Linked DNA regions of Homo sapiens: region 2 is linked to region 1. The links are chromatin contacts, found by Hi-C or POLR2A ChIA-PET in ENCODE. All regions are on one chromosome and are shown on one strand. Each heading gives the region's core, a stretch centred on a gene start or an enhancer-like site at or near the end of the contact. The rest is flanking DNA. Distances are from core to core; before and after follow the strand shown.

The links. A loop is a pair of places that touch in the nucleus more often than their neighbours do. ChIA-PET counts read pairs that join two places held with the same protein, here RNA polymerase II (POLR2A). Pooled maps may share reads with other maps.
Region 2: POLR2A ChIA-PET joins it to region 1 with 15 read pairs in activated CD4-positive, alpha-beta T cell. The contact joins two enhancer-like sites. A Hi-C loop is called at or near these places in 7 of 50 pooled maps. POLR2A ChIA-PET finds 5 or more read pairs at or near these places in 6 of 52 experiments (CD8-positive, alpha-beta memory T cell, MCF 10A, PC-9 and 3 more).

What each region holds. Positions count from the first base shown.
Region 1 is chr22:37,598,586-37,605,238 of GRCh38, forward strand. No RefSeq gene overlaps it. Among named protein-coding and RNA genes, the nearest start is that of GGA1, 6.9 kb to the right of the region's middle. RefSeq lists a silencer at 2,977-3,271. Within about 2 kb of position 3,231, at least 4 of the 41 ENCODE cell types and tissues checked have a DNase peak (open chromatin) inside an H3K27ac peak, as active enhancers do.
Region 2 is chr22:37,884,669-37,891,321 of GRCh38, forward strand. It overlaps EIF3L (eukaryotic translation initiation factor 3 subunit L), which reads left to right. Exons shown (of 13, transcript NM_016091.4): 12 at 2,097-2,177; 13 at 3,758-4,739. The coding sequence ends at 3,796. Among named protein-coding and RNA genes, the nearest start is that of MICALL1, 18 kb to the right of the region's middle. Within about 2 kb of position 3,065, at least 9 of the 41 ENCODE cell types and tissues checked have a DNase peak (open chromatin) inside an H3K27ac peak, as active enhancers do.

The DNA.
Region 1 (6,653 bases), core at 1,981-4,480:
CCCACCTACTCAGGAGGCTGAGGCAGGAGAATCGCTTGAACCTGGGAGGCGGAGGTTTTGGTGAGCCGAGATCATGCCATTGCACTCCAGCCTGGGCAACAAGAGCGAAACTCTGTCTCAAAAAAATAAATAAATAAATACATAATTTTGCATCAGTCATTTTATATCCTTTTTTCTTAGAGTTTCCCCAATTTTTTACAAATTTCAGGCTCCACGAAATCTGAATTCATCCCATCCTGATGTAAAACATATTTCTTAAATTGGAAATCTGCCACAAAATATCAAAAAGCTCTGGACTAGATAGATGATCTCAAAGATTTCTTTTTCTTTTTTCTTTTTTTTTTTTTTTTGAGATGAAGTTTCACTCTGCCACTCATGCTGGAGTGAAGTGGCGCGATCTCGGCTCACTGCAACCTCCATCTCCTGGGTTCAAGCGATTCTCCCACCTTTGCCTCCCTAGTAGCTAGGATTACAGGCACGCAACCAACACGCCTGGCTAATTTTTTTTTCTTTTTTTGTATTTTTAGTACAGACGGGGTTTCACCATGTTGGCCAGGCTGGTCTCAGATTCCTGGCCTTAAGTGATCCGCCTGCCTGGTCCTCCCAAAGTGCTGAGATGACAGGTGTGAGCCACTGCGCCTGGCCCAATCTCAAAGATTTCTTCCCGCTCTAGAATTCTCTAACTCTGTGAGAACTGCATTCTGATCCCCTCCCCCCAGCAGCTGCAACTCTAACAGAAAGACAAGGAAGTTCTTCCTTGGAGCTGATCCAAGTCTTTCCTGCTGTCCTTGAAGTCCTTGTCCTGCAGGGAGGCAGGGAGACAAAGTGCCAGTGTGCAGGGCTGTAGGCAAGCCAAGGCAGGGAGAAGTGAAGACAGGTGCTTTGAAGCTATATGCTCTAGGAGAAGAGAAGGAAAAGGGTAGGACCAAAGCCCTAAACCTAGAGAATGGAACTGACGGCCTCTCCCAGTATACCAATAGCAGCCACCATTTGGAGCCTTTTTTTTTTTTTTTTTTTTGACACAGTACCTAGCTCTGTTGCCCAGGCTGGAGTGCAGTGGCACGATCACAGCTCACTGTAGCCTCAACCTCCTGGGTCCAGCCATCCTCCTACCTCAGCCTCTCAAATAGCTGGGACCACAGGCATGCACCACCATGACGGGCTAATTTTTAAAATTTTTTTATGGAGACAGGGTCTTGCCATGTTGCCCAGGCTGGTGGAGGCTTCTTTATTTAGAACTTATAGAGTGCCAGCCAGGCGCGGTGGCTCACGCCTGTAATCCCAGCACTTTGGGAGGCCCAGGTGGGTGGATCACTAGGTCAGGAGATCGAGACCATCCTAGCTAACACGGTGAAACCCTGTCTCTACTAAAAATACAAAAAATTAGCCGGGCGTGGTGGCGGGCGCCTGTAGTCCCAGCTACTCGGGAGGCTGAGGCAGGAGAATGGCATGAACCCGGGAGGTGGAGCTTGCAGTGAGCCAAGATCACGCCACTGCACTCCAGCCTGGGCGACAGAGTGAGACTCCATCTCAGAAAAAAAAAAAAAAAGAATTTATAGAATGCCTACCGCGTGCTAGGTAATGTACGTGTAACTTCCTTTTTTTGTTTGTTTTTGTTTTGAGACAGAGCCTCCTCTGTCTCCCAGCCTGGGGTGCAGTGGCTCAATCTCAGCTCACTGCAACCTCCGCCTCCCGGGTTCAAGCGATTCTCCTGCCTCAGCCTGCCGAGTAGCTGGGATTACAGGCACGTGCCATCATGCCCGGCTAATTTTTGTATTTTTGTAGAGACAGGGTTTCACCATGTTGGCCAGGCTGGTCTTGAACTCCTGACCTCAGGTGATCTGCCCGCCTCAGCCTCCCAAAGTGCTGAGATTTCAGGCATGAGCCACCGTGCCCGGCCATGTACATGTTATTTCTAACCTCCCAGCAACCGAGGTTGGAGAGGTGAAGTGACTTACCCGAAGTCACACAGCTCTGCACTCTCCTGTCCTGCACTTCTTTCCCTCCAGCATTGCCATGCTCCCCAGTTCTAAAGATTTTATTTAGCAGGCTGGGCGAGGTGGCTCAAGCCTGTAATCCCATCACTTTGGGAGGCCAAGGCGGGCGGCTCACTCGAGGTCAGGAGTTTGAGACCAGCCTGGCCAACATGGTGAAGCCCCGTCTCAATGAAAAATACAAAAAACAGGGCTGGGCCTGGTGGCCCATGCCTGTAATCCCAGCACTTTCGGAGGCCGAGGTAGGTGGATCACCTGAGGTTGGGAGTTTGAGACCAGTCTGACCAACATGGAGAAACCCTTTCTCTACTAAAAGTACAAAAATTAGCTGGCGTGGTGGCGCATGCCTGTACTCCCAGCTACTCGGGAGGCTGAGGCAGAAGAATCACTTAATCCCGGGAGGCAGAGGTTGCAGTGAGCCGAGACTGTGCCACCGCACTCCAGCCTGGGTGACAGAGCAAGACTCCATCTCAAAAATAAATAAATAATTTTTAAAAATACAAAAAAATTAGCCGGGCGCGGTGGCTCGTGCCTGTAATCCCAGCTACTCGGGAGGCTGAGGCAGGAGAATTGCTTGAATGTGGGAGACGCAGGTTGCAGTGAGCCGAGATCTAGCCACTGCACTCCAGCCTGAGCCACAGAGTGAAACTCCATCTCAAAAAAAAAAAAAAGATTTTATTTAGCAAACACCATCTCCCCCAACCCACCTTTGGGGAGGAAATTCCTCCTCATTCTCCATTCACTGCCCCTTCTGTCTCACACTCATTCAGCCACCTGTCGGGTAATTGGTCCCTCGCCCTCCTCTGCAGCACTTTGAATAAACCCACACAGGACTTCGGACAGCCCCACCAGCCTACAGCTTCTTGGCTGATTGTCTTTGTGGCACCATCCAATCTGAAAGTATATTGTTCATTTACGGGCTGAGTAATTTACTTGAATGTAAATTCTACCAGGGCAGGGGCTTGCCTCTCTTATTCCCCCCAACTTCCTCCCCTGTCCTGCCACAGGACTTGGCACAAGGTGGGCGCTGAATCATTAATTGCTTTCTTGTGTAACCTCGACCTCAGAGTCATGCTGTAAACTCCAAGTGCTAGAGCACAAGAATGAAAAGTAGCAACTGTCCATCAGCCAACTAACACGGGGCAGTATTTGCATATTGTCTTCCCATTGATGAAATCCGCTGTCTCTAGTTTCCTTCTGGCCAGTGGGGTAAGGGCATAGTATCCGCCTCAGTGTCCACGCCCCTGTAATTTACATCTTCCTACCCAATGAAAAGGTGTCCGGGGGTGGGGAAAAGGGAGTTGCTCAGACTCTTCATTCCCCAGCCCCTTCTGTCCCCTAACTGGTTGGCACACAATTCAGTCACTGGCAAACATGACCCCATCCGGTACACCTGAGCACCTAGAGTAGGGAGAGGCTGATATTATGAAGAGCTGGGGCAGAGGAGGCTGGGGACTAGAGTCCCACTCTGCAGCAGAGATGGTCCACACCATGTAGTCAGACCTTGAGGTGAATCTACATAAGCTCTTCTCAGATCTAAGGTCCTTGGGGAGCTAGAGCAGGCAGGAACAGTTGGCTTGGGGAGCATGAGGTGGACTGAGCAGAGGTTAAGGTTCTCTAACTTTGGGCAGACATTCCTGGGCCGGCTAACTGCAGCCTTGACCTCCTGGGCTCAAGCGATCCTCCTGCCGTATCGAGTAGCTGGGACTATAGTTGCATACCACCACACTCAGCGCTGAGCTAATTCTTTTTTTTTTTTTTTCTGGTTGCCTAGACTGGTCTCAAACTCCTGAGCTCAAGTGATCCTCCTGCCTTGGCCTCCCAAAGTGTTTGGATTACAGTCGTGAGCCCCCTGTGCCTGTGCCCAGCCTCTCCAAGGGGCTTTTACATGGTGGTCACCCAGAGAAAACCAGCAGGGTAGAGCCTGCAGCACCTTGGAAATCAAGCAGAACTTGGCCCCAGCTCCCCATTTATGGCTTCAGGCAAGAGTTTCTGTAACCTCACTGGCCCTCTACTTTCCTCCTCTGTAATTTGAGAAGACTAATAACTATCTTAAAGTACTGGTATGATATAAATGAAAAAGCCATGGCACATAATGGATGAGTCAATAAATGGTAGCAAATTATCCTGATTTGGAATCAGATCAAAGGTAGTGAAATGAACTGTCACATGGGAGATTCCCACCTGCCCCCCAATCTTCCCAGGACATGGAAAAGCCCAATGAACAAATCCATTTCATTAGTGGCCACAGTCCCCTCACTCCCACCCTGAAATGGCCCAGATTTCCCTTGCAGCAGATTTTTTTTTTTTTTTTTTGAGATCTCACTCTGTTGCCCAGGTTGAAGTGCAGTGGCATAATCATGGCTCACTGTAGCCTCAACCTCCTGGACTTAATCCATCCTCCCACCTCAGCCTCCCTAGTAGCTGGGGCCACTGGCAGGCGCCATCATGCCTCGCTAATTTTTTTTTTTTGAGACAGAGTCTCACTGTGTTGTCCAGGCTGGAGTGCAGTGGCACAATCTCAGCTCACTGCAACCTCCGCCTCCCAGGTTTCAAGCAATTCTCCTGCCTCAGCCTCCCAGATAGCTGGGATTACAGGCATGCATTACCAAGCCCGGCTAATTTTTTGTATTTTTAGTAGAGATGGGGTTTCACCATATTGGCCAGGCTGGTCTCGAATTTCTGACCTCAGGTGATCTGCCCACCTCGGCCTCCCAAAGTGCTGGGATTACAGGAGTAAGCCACTGTGCCTGGCCATGCCTGGCTAATTTTTTAAATTTTTTGTAGAGACGGGGTCTTGCTGACCTTGTAGCAGGTCTTATTTTTGCTGTCCCATTGTTTCAGGCAATCTAGATTTTGGGGGAAAGGCTTAACTGCAAACAACCAATGAGATAATCTTCTGTAACACAGGCATTTATATATTTGTACTGAATTATATTTCTTTTCATCTTAAACATCATTTTCTTTTTTAATTTTATTTATAATAAATAAATATTTATTATAATTTTTTTTTTTTTTTTTTGGAGACGGAGTCTCGCTCTGTCACCCAGGCTGGAGTGCAGTGGTGTGATCTTGGCTCACTGCAACCTCCGCCTCCCGGGTTCAAGCGATTCTCCTGCCTCAGCCTCCTGAGTAGCTGGGATTACAGGCTTACACCACCACGCCCAGCTAATTAGTAGAAACGAGGTTTCACCATGTCGGTCAGGCTGGTCTTGAACTCCTGACCTCGTGATCCACCCACCTCGGCCTCCCAAAGTGCTGGGATTACAGGTGTGAGCCACTGCACCCAGCCAACATGATTCTTTTCAATTAAGATAATTTATTAAATTCACCGGGAAATAGAGCTAAATTTTAATACTTTGTGAGCCTTTTATTGTGTAAATTCACACATTTTGGCAATGATGTTGGTTACACCACTTGGCCCAGATCGGATTCAGAAAATAGAGCCCTTCTCCCTGTCCCCTGCACACATACATGAGGAGTTGAATACATCCATTCCGTAGGCTCTGTCATCTTTCTGATGTCTGCTCTCTCCCAGTCAGCAGCAGCATCTGGAATCATGGCTCCTGGGATCATGCATGAACTTTGGGTGCAGAGAATCAAGCTTGAGTTCAAATTCTGCTTTCTGTCTTCTTAGCTGTGTGACCTCAGGACCTTTGCACTTGCTGTCTGCGTAGTCACCCTTTCTACCGCTGGCTCCTTCTCAGCTTAAATATCAACTCCAACAGGCCTGTCCAGGCCACTTCCCATATGGCCTCTACTCTCTCACACTAGCCCACTTGGGTCCCTTCGTAATTACCTCCATGTGCTTTGTTTGCTTCCGTGTTTTCTTTTTTTATTCTTTTTTTTTTTTTTTTGAGACTGAGTCTTATTCTGTTGCCCGGGCTGGAGTGCAGTGGCGCAATTTTGGCTCACTGCAACCTCTGCCTCTTGGGTTCAAGCAATTCTCCTGCCTCAGCCTCTTGAGTAGCTGGGACTACAGGCACGCGCCACCACGCCCAGCTAATTTTTTGTATTTTTAGTAGAGACGGGGTTTCACCATGTTTGCCAGGACGGTCTCAATCTCCTGACCTCGTGATCCGTCCGCCTCTGCCTGGCAAAGTGCTGGGATTACAGGCTTGAGCCACTAGCCTTTTTTTTTTTTTTTTTTTTTGAGATGGAGTCTCACTCTGTCGCCCAGGCTGGAGTGCAGTGGCGCGATCTCAGCTCACTGCAACCTCCCAGGTTCAAGGAATTCTTGTGCCTCAGCTTCGCAAGTATCTGGGATTACAGGTGCATACCACCACACCTGGCTAATTTTTGTATTTTTAGTAGAGATGGGGTTTCACCATGTTGAGCAGGCTGGTCTCAAACTCCTGACCTCAAGTGATCTACCCGTCTTGGCCTCCCAAAATGCTGGGATTGTAGGCTTGAGCCACCCCGCCCAGCCTGCTTCTGTGCTTTCCATCCTTTGAAGGCAGGGACTTGCTCTGATGTGGGCTCTTGTGATGGAGACACGTGGGGGCCTTGGCCAACCACATCCTTGCTCAGAGTCTCAGATTTCTCATCTGTAAAACAGGAAGAATAGAATTCAACTCTGAGGTCTGTGGGAATATTAAAGGCGACAATGACAACCATGGTCCTCTGTGCCCCCCTCCCCTGAGGTTCCCATGCCCGGAA
Region 2 (6,653 bases), core at 1,815-4,314, 290 kb after region 1:
TAGCGTGTACTTGTAGTCCCAGCTATGGGAGAGAGTCCCTTATAGCCCCTGCCTTAGGACGCTGAGGCAGGAGGATGGCTTGAGCCCAGGCGTTTGAGGCTGCAGTGACCTAAGATCTTACCACTGCAGTGCAGCCTGGGTAACAAAGTGAGACCCTGCCTCTAAAAATAAATAAATATATAAATAAATAAAAATAAAGAAAACTTTCTCCCTTGCCAGGATCATGTCAAGCCTTTTTTTTTTTTTTTTTTTTTTTTTTTTTTAAGATAGCATCTTAATCCTCCAGTTGTCCAGGCTGGAGTGCAGTGGCAAAATCACAGCTCACTGCAGCCTCAACTCCCGGGGGCTCAGGTGATCCTCCTATCTCAGCTTCTCAAGTAGCTGGGACTACAGGACTGCACCACCACATCTTGCTAATTTTTGTATTTTTTGTAGAGATGGGGTTTTACCATGTTGCCCAGCCTGGTCTCAAATACAAACTCTTGGGCTCGGGTAGTCTGCCCACCTCTGCCTCCCAAAGTGCTGGGATTGCAGGTGTGAGCCACCATGCCTGGCCTAGTTTTTTCTCAATACCTGACATATATACGTTCTTTGGCAATTATAGTAGCCTCCTGCATTCCTCTGTCACCTCTTAATTACCAGCCTAGCTATTCTCAACTAATCTGGGTAGTTTAACAAAACATTTCTCCTAAGAATTGGCTATTTGATTATTATTTAATTGCATGTTTTACTGTTATTCCTCTGTTGCTGGTTCAGGTTTGTCTTTGGCAAAGTGCTTCTTTTTTTTTTCCTTTTTGACTCTTCATTCTTAACTTGAAAGAAATCCTATCAGAGATTTAGAACGTTCTTAGATCTTAACCTAGGGGATATAGAAAATTTTAAAGTAAAATGGTGTTCAAAATATTTTCAGCTAAAAACAAAACTTAAAGATTGGACTAATTTGCAATTTTATCAACAGTGTAGGAGCATAAACTTTTTTTTTTTTTTTTTTTTGAGATGGAGTCTCACTTTGTCACCCAAGCTGGAGTGCAGTGACGCAGTCTCGGCTCACTGCAACCTCTCCCTCCTGGGATTACAGGTGCCCGCCACTACGCCCAGCTAATTTTTAGTAGAGATGGGGTTTCACCATGTTGGTCAGGCTGGTCTTGAATTCCCAACCTCCCAAAGTGCTGGGATTACAGGCGTGAGTCACCATGCCCAGCCAGCATAAACATCTTTATTCCCAAAATAAAAAAGACGAGGCTGGGCACGGTGGCTCACGCCTGTAATCCCAACACTTTGGGAGGCCAAGACGGGCGAATCATGAGGTCAGGAGATCGAGACCATCCTGGCTAACATGGTGAAACCCCGTCTCTACTAAAAACATACAAAAAAAATTAGCCAGGCATGGTGGCGGGTGCCTGTAGTCCCAGCTACTCGGGAGGCTGAGGCAGGAGAATGGTGTGAACTCGGGAGGTGGAGCTTGCAGTGAGCCGAGATCGCACCACTGCACTCCAGCCTGAGTGACAGAGCAAGACTCCATCTCAAAAAAAAAAAAAAGACTAGAAAATAAAAGACAAAAAAAAAGTCTAGAAAATAAAAGTACAAATGAATTGATAAAAAAAATATATATAAACTAGGCCGGGCACATTGGCTCATGCCTGTAATCCCAGCACTTTGGGAAGCTGAGGCGAGTGGATCACCTGAGGTCAGGAGTTTGAGACCAGCCTGATTAACATGGTAAAACCTCATCTCTACTAAAAATACAAAAATTAGCCAGGCAAGATGGCGGGAGCCTGTAATCCCAGCTACTTGGGAAGCTGAGGCAAGAGAATTGCTTGAACCCTGGAGGCGGAGGTTGCAGTGAGCTGAGATCATGCCATTGCACTCCAGCCTGGGCGACGAGCAAAACTCCATCTCAAAAAAAAAAAGAAAAGAAAAACTCTCTAGAAAGAGTGAGTTACTGTTAACTGGTGGTGTTTTTCCAGTGGTCTTTTCCCCACCTTTACATCTAACACTCACCATCATTATCACTTGCAAGTCCATGGTGGCTCCTGGGTTAGATGGCCCTGCTCCTCCACCTGGCTGCTCTTCCCTGACTGTGCTTTCCCCCACAGGACATGATCCACATCGCGGACACCAAGGTCGCCAGGCGTTATGGGGATTTCTTCATCCGTCAGATCCACAAATTTGAGGAGGTGAGAGATCTGAGAGAAGAGGGGTTTGTTGGCTCAGGACAGAGCTTAGGAACTGAATCGAGAGTTTACTTTTTTTTAATTTTTATTCCTTTATTTATTTTGAGATGGAGTCTTGTGCTGTCACCCATGCTGGAGTGCAGCGACGTGATCTTAGCTCACTGCAACCTCTGCCTCCTGGGTTCAAGCGAGTCTCCCTCCTCAGCCTCCCGCATAGCTGGAATTACAGGTGTGTGCCACCACACCCAGCTAATTTTTGTATTTATGGTAGAGATGGGGTTTCACCATGTTGGCCAGGCTGGTCTCCAGCTCCTGGCCTCAAGTGATCCAGTCCGTCTCAGCTTCCCAAAGTGTTGGGATTACAGGCATGAGCCACCATGCCTGGCCTTTTAAATTTTTCATTTCTGTTATTAAGAAAGCCTACTGCCCTCCAGCCTGGGCAACCGAGCAAGACCCTGTCTCAAGAAAAAAAAAAAAGAAAAAGAGGCCAGGTGCAGTGGCTCATGCCTGTAATCCCAGCACTTTGGGAGGCTGAATTTGAGATCAGGAGTTCAAGACCAGCCTGGCCACATGGTGAAACCTCATGTCTACTAAAAATTAAAAAAATTAGCTGGGTGTGGTGGTGCGCACCTGTAATCCCATCTACGCAGAAGGCTGAGGCAGGAGAATGATTTGAACCTGGGAGATGGAGGCTGCAGTGAGCAGAGATCATGCCACTGCAAAAGAAAGCTTGAGGTTGGCCCTTTAAATTTTCAAGCTAGACTGGCTGGCTGCTTGGGGTTTGGGGAGTGGGGTTGGGCCTGTAGGAATTGCTGCATCAGCCTTCTCCAGAGCATCTCTTTCCAAGATCTCCCTCTGCGGGTGGCCAGCTCTCCTCTCCCTCCCTGGTATTTCCTAATATGGGTGGATTCACTGCCTGCTCTTGCCCATCCCTCCCCGTTTGGCATTGTTTTCCAACTTAGACAGGTCTGGCTAGTTCCTGTAGGCTGGAGGACAGGAAGCTCTGTTTTGACATACTTGGTGCATTCCTTGTCTTGCCCTAGGAGAGGTCTTGTGGGTCAGGCCAAACACTGTAAGGGTGTGGGTCTCTCTTTGTGGCCATTGCTAGGGCTACTGTGTCCTGGTGCTTTGAGTTCTCCAGCAGAGGTCAGGCTCTTCCTGCAGGATCATAACAGCCCTGCTGCTCTTTTTACTTTCTGGCTGTTTAGATCACATCTGTCAGGGTGGTGGGCTAGGGCTGTCTTCTAACAAGGATCCTGTTCAAAGCTTCTCATTCTTCCCCTAACTGAACTAGTAACCTTGAAACGTCTGGCCAGTCTGAATCCTTTTTCTGTCAGATGGATAGAGCAGTGTTGTGTATGGGTTTGTTGAGTGTGAAGGGCAGATAAAAGAATAATCCGCGTGAACTGTGCAGGGCCATATGAATGTCACGGCTTTGCACACACATAGTGGACACCCACATCAGAAACTTCCTTTCTTGGCTTCAGAGGGGCAGCTGGGAATCTGACCTAGTGATCATACACACTGTAGGAAAGGGGTTGGGGAAATCCCCGTATGTAACTTTGCTTTTCTTTCTCTTCTAGCTTAATCGAACCCTGAAGAAGATGGGACAGAGACCTTGATGATATTCACACACATTCAGGAACCTGTTTTGATGTATTATAGGCAGGAAGTGTTTTTGCTACCGTGAAACCTTTACCTAGATCAGCCATCAGCCTGTCAACTCAGTTAACAAGTTAAGGACCGAAGTGTTTCAAGTGGATCTCAGTAAAGGATCTTTGGAGCCAGATTTGTCGTCTCATTATTGTAGGAGAGAATTTGTGGGTTGTGGCAGTAATACATTTCCCATGTGTCCTGATGCTTTCAGGATACATCAGTTGTTAGTGTTTAAATTGAGTTATTTTTATTTTGTGCTTTTGAGATGGAGTCTCACTCTGTCTCCCAGGCTGGAGTGCAGTAGCGTGATCTCAGTTCGTTGCATCCTCCGCTGCCCAGGTTCAAGCAGTTCTGCCTCAGCCTTCCAAGTAGCTGGGATTACAGGCGTGTGCCACCACACTCAGCTAATTTTTGTATTCTCAGTAGAGATGGGTTTTACCATGTTGGCCAGGCTGGTCTCGAACTCCTGGCCTCAAGTGATTCGCCTGCCTTGGCCTCCCAAAATGTGCTAGGATTACAGGCATGAGCCACCACGCCCCGCCTAAATTCAAAATCTTTTTGTTTTTTTTTAGACGGAGTCTCACTCTGTCGCCCAGGTTGGAGTGTACTGGCGCGATCTCGGCTCACTGCAAGCTCCACCTCCCAGGTTCCTGCCATTCTCCTGCCTCAGCCTCCCAAGTAGCTGGGACTACAGGCACCCGCCACCATGCCCGGCCAATTTTTTGTATTTTTTAGTAGAGATGGGGTTTCACCGTGTTAGCCAGGATGGTCTCAGATTTCCTGACCTCGTGATCTGCCCATCTCTGCCTCCTAAAGTACTGGGATTACAGGCGTGAGCCACCGTGCCCAGCCCTAAATTGAATTCTTAAATCCCTCTTGTTCATAAAGCAGTATATTTGGTTTACAGGACATTTTCACGTTCAGTATTTTGTTTGTGCGTCACAAGATCCTATGAACTTTAAATGACCTATAATTTTCATGACATATTTGTGGCAGTGCTGGGTCCTGGAAGGAAACTATTGAACACCTCCTACTGCCAGGAACTGTGCAAAGAGGGATCCATATACATTACTTACACCTTACAACTCAGGTTTAGTAGTAGTTCCTCATCTTATTGATGAGGAAATGAACCCACAGTAGTTAGTGACTTGATCAAGGTCACATTAGGCAGCTGCTGGAGCTGAGCTAAATGGTTTCCTGCCTACCCACAGTATTAATGCTATGCCTGTCACCCTATAGTGGGTACTTGGACTGGAAGCCCCTGCTTGCAAGTTGTCTCACATCTCTGCCTGGTTCCTTGTATATAAAATAAGGTTAGCAGGCCAGGCGCGGTGGCTCACGCCTGTAATCCCAGCACTGGGAGGCCGAGGCGGGCGGATCACAAGGTCAAGGAGATCGAGACCATCCTGGCTAACATGGCGAAACCCTGTCTCTATTAAAAATACAAAAAAATTAGCCGGGCGTGGTGGCGGGCGCCTGTAGTCCCAGCTACTCGGGAGGCTGAGGCAGGAGAATGGCGTGAACCCGGGAGGCGGAGCTTGCAGTGAGCCAAGAGATCGTGCCGCTGGACCCCAGCCTGGGTTACAGAGCGAGACTCCGTCTAAAAAAAATAAAAAATAAGTGTAGCAGAACCTGGCTCACTGGGCAGTGGTGACGAATAAATGAGAATGCTATTTTGAGTGCCCAGTGCAGTGCCTGGCCTATAATGGATGTTCAGTTACTGTTTCCCCACACTTGGAATTCGTAAGCTTTTCAGTATGCTCTTTTTCCCCATTGGTTTGATAATTATTATTGGGAACTGAATGGTGGTTCCCAAGAAGACATGTCCATATCCTAAGCCCTGGATGCCATCAGCATGACCTTATTTGTTTGGCTGGCATGCAGTGGCACGATCTCTGTTCACTGCAACGTCTGCCTCCCAGGTTCAAGCTATTCTACCTCAGCCTCCCAAGTAGTTGCATGCCACCATGCCTGGCTAATTTTTTGTATTTTTATTTTTGTTTATTTTTTTGAGACAGAGTTTTGATCTTATTGCCCAGGCTGGAGTGCAATGGCGCGATCTCGGCTCACTGCAACCTCCGCCTCCGGGGTTCAAGCGGTTCTCCTGCCTCAGCCTCCCAAGTAGCTGGGACTACAGGTGCACGCCACCACGCCTGGCTAATGTTTGTAGTTTTAATAGAGACGAGGTTTCGCGATGTTGGCCAGGCTAGTCTCGAACTCCTGACCTCAGGTGATCTGCCTGCCTCAGCCTCCCAAAGTGCTGGGATTATAGGCGTGAGCCACTGCGCCTGGCTTTTTGTATTTTCAGTAGAGACTGGGTTTCACCATGTTGGTCAGGTGGGTCTCAAACTCCTGACCTCAGATGATCACCCATCTCGGCCTCCCAAAGTGCTGGGATTACAGGCATGAGCCACAGTGCCCGGCCTTCTTTGTTTTGTTTTTGTTTTTGTTTTTGAGATGGAATCTCGCTCTGTCGCCCAGGCTGGAGTGCAGTGGTGCAATCTCAGCTCACTGCAACCTCCACCTTCTGGGTTCAAGAGATTCTCCTGCCTCAGCCTCCTGAGTAGCTGGGACTACAGGCACCATTTCTCCTGCCTCAGCCTCCTGAGTAGCTGGGACTACAGGCACCCACGACCACACCTTGCTAATTTTTATATTTTTTTAGTAGAGATGGTATTTTGCCATGTTGGCCAGGCTAGTCTCAAACTCCTGACCTCAGGTGATCTGCCTGCCTCAGCCTCCCATAGTGATGGTATTACAGGCGTGAGCCACTGTGCCCAGCCAGCATGACCTTATTTGGAAGAAGGTCTTAATGGTTGTAAG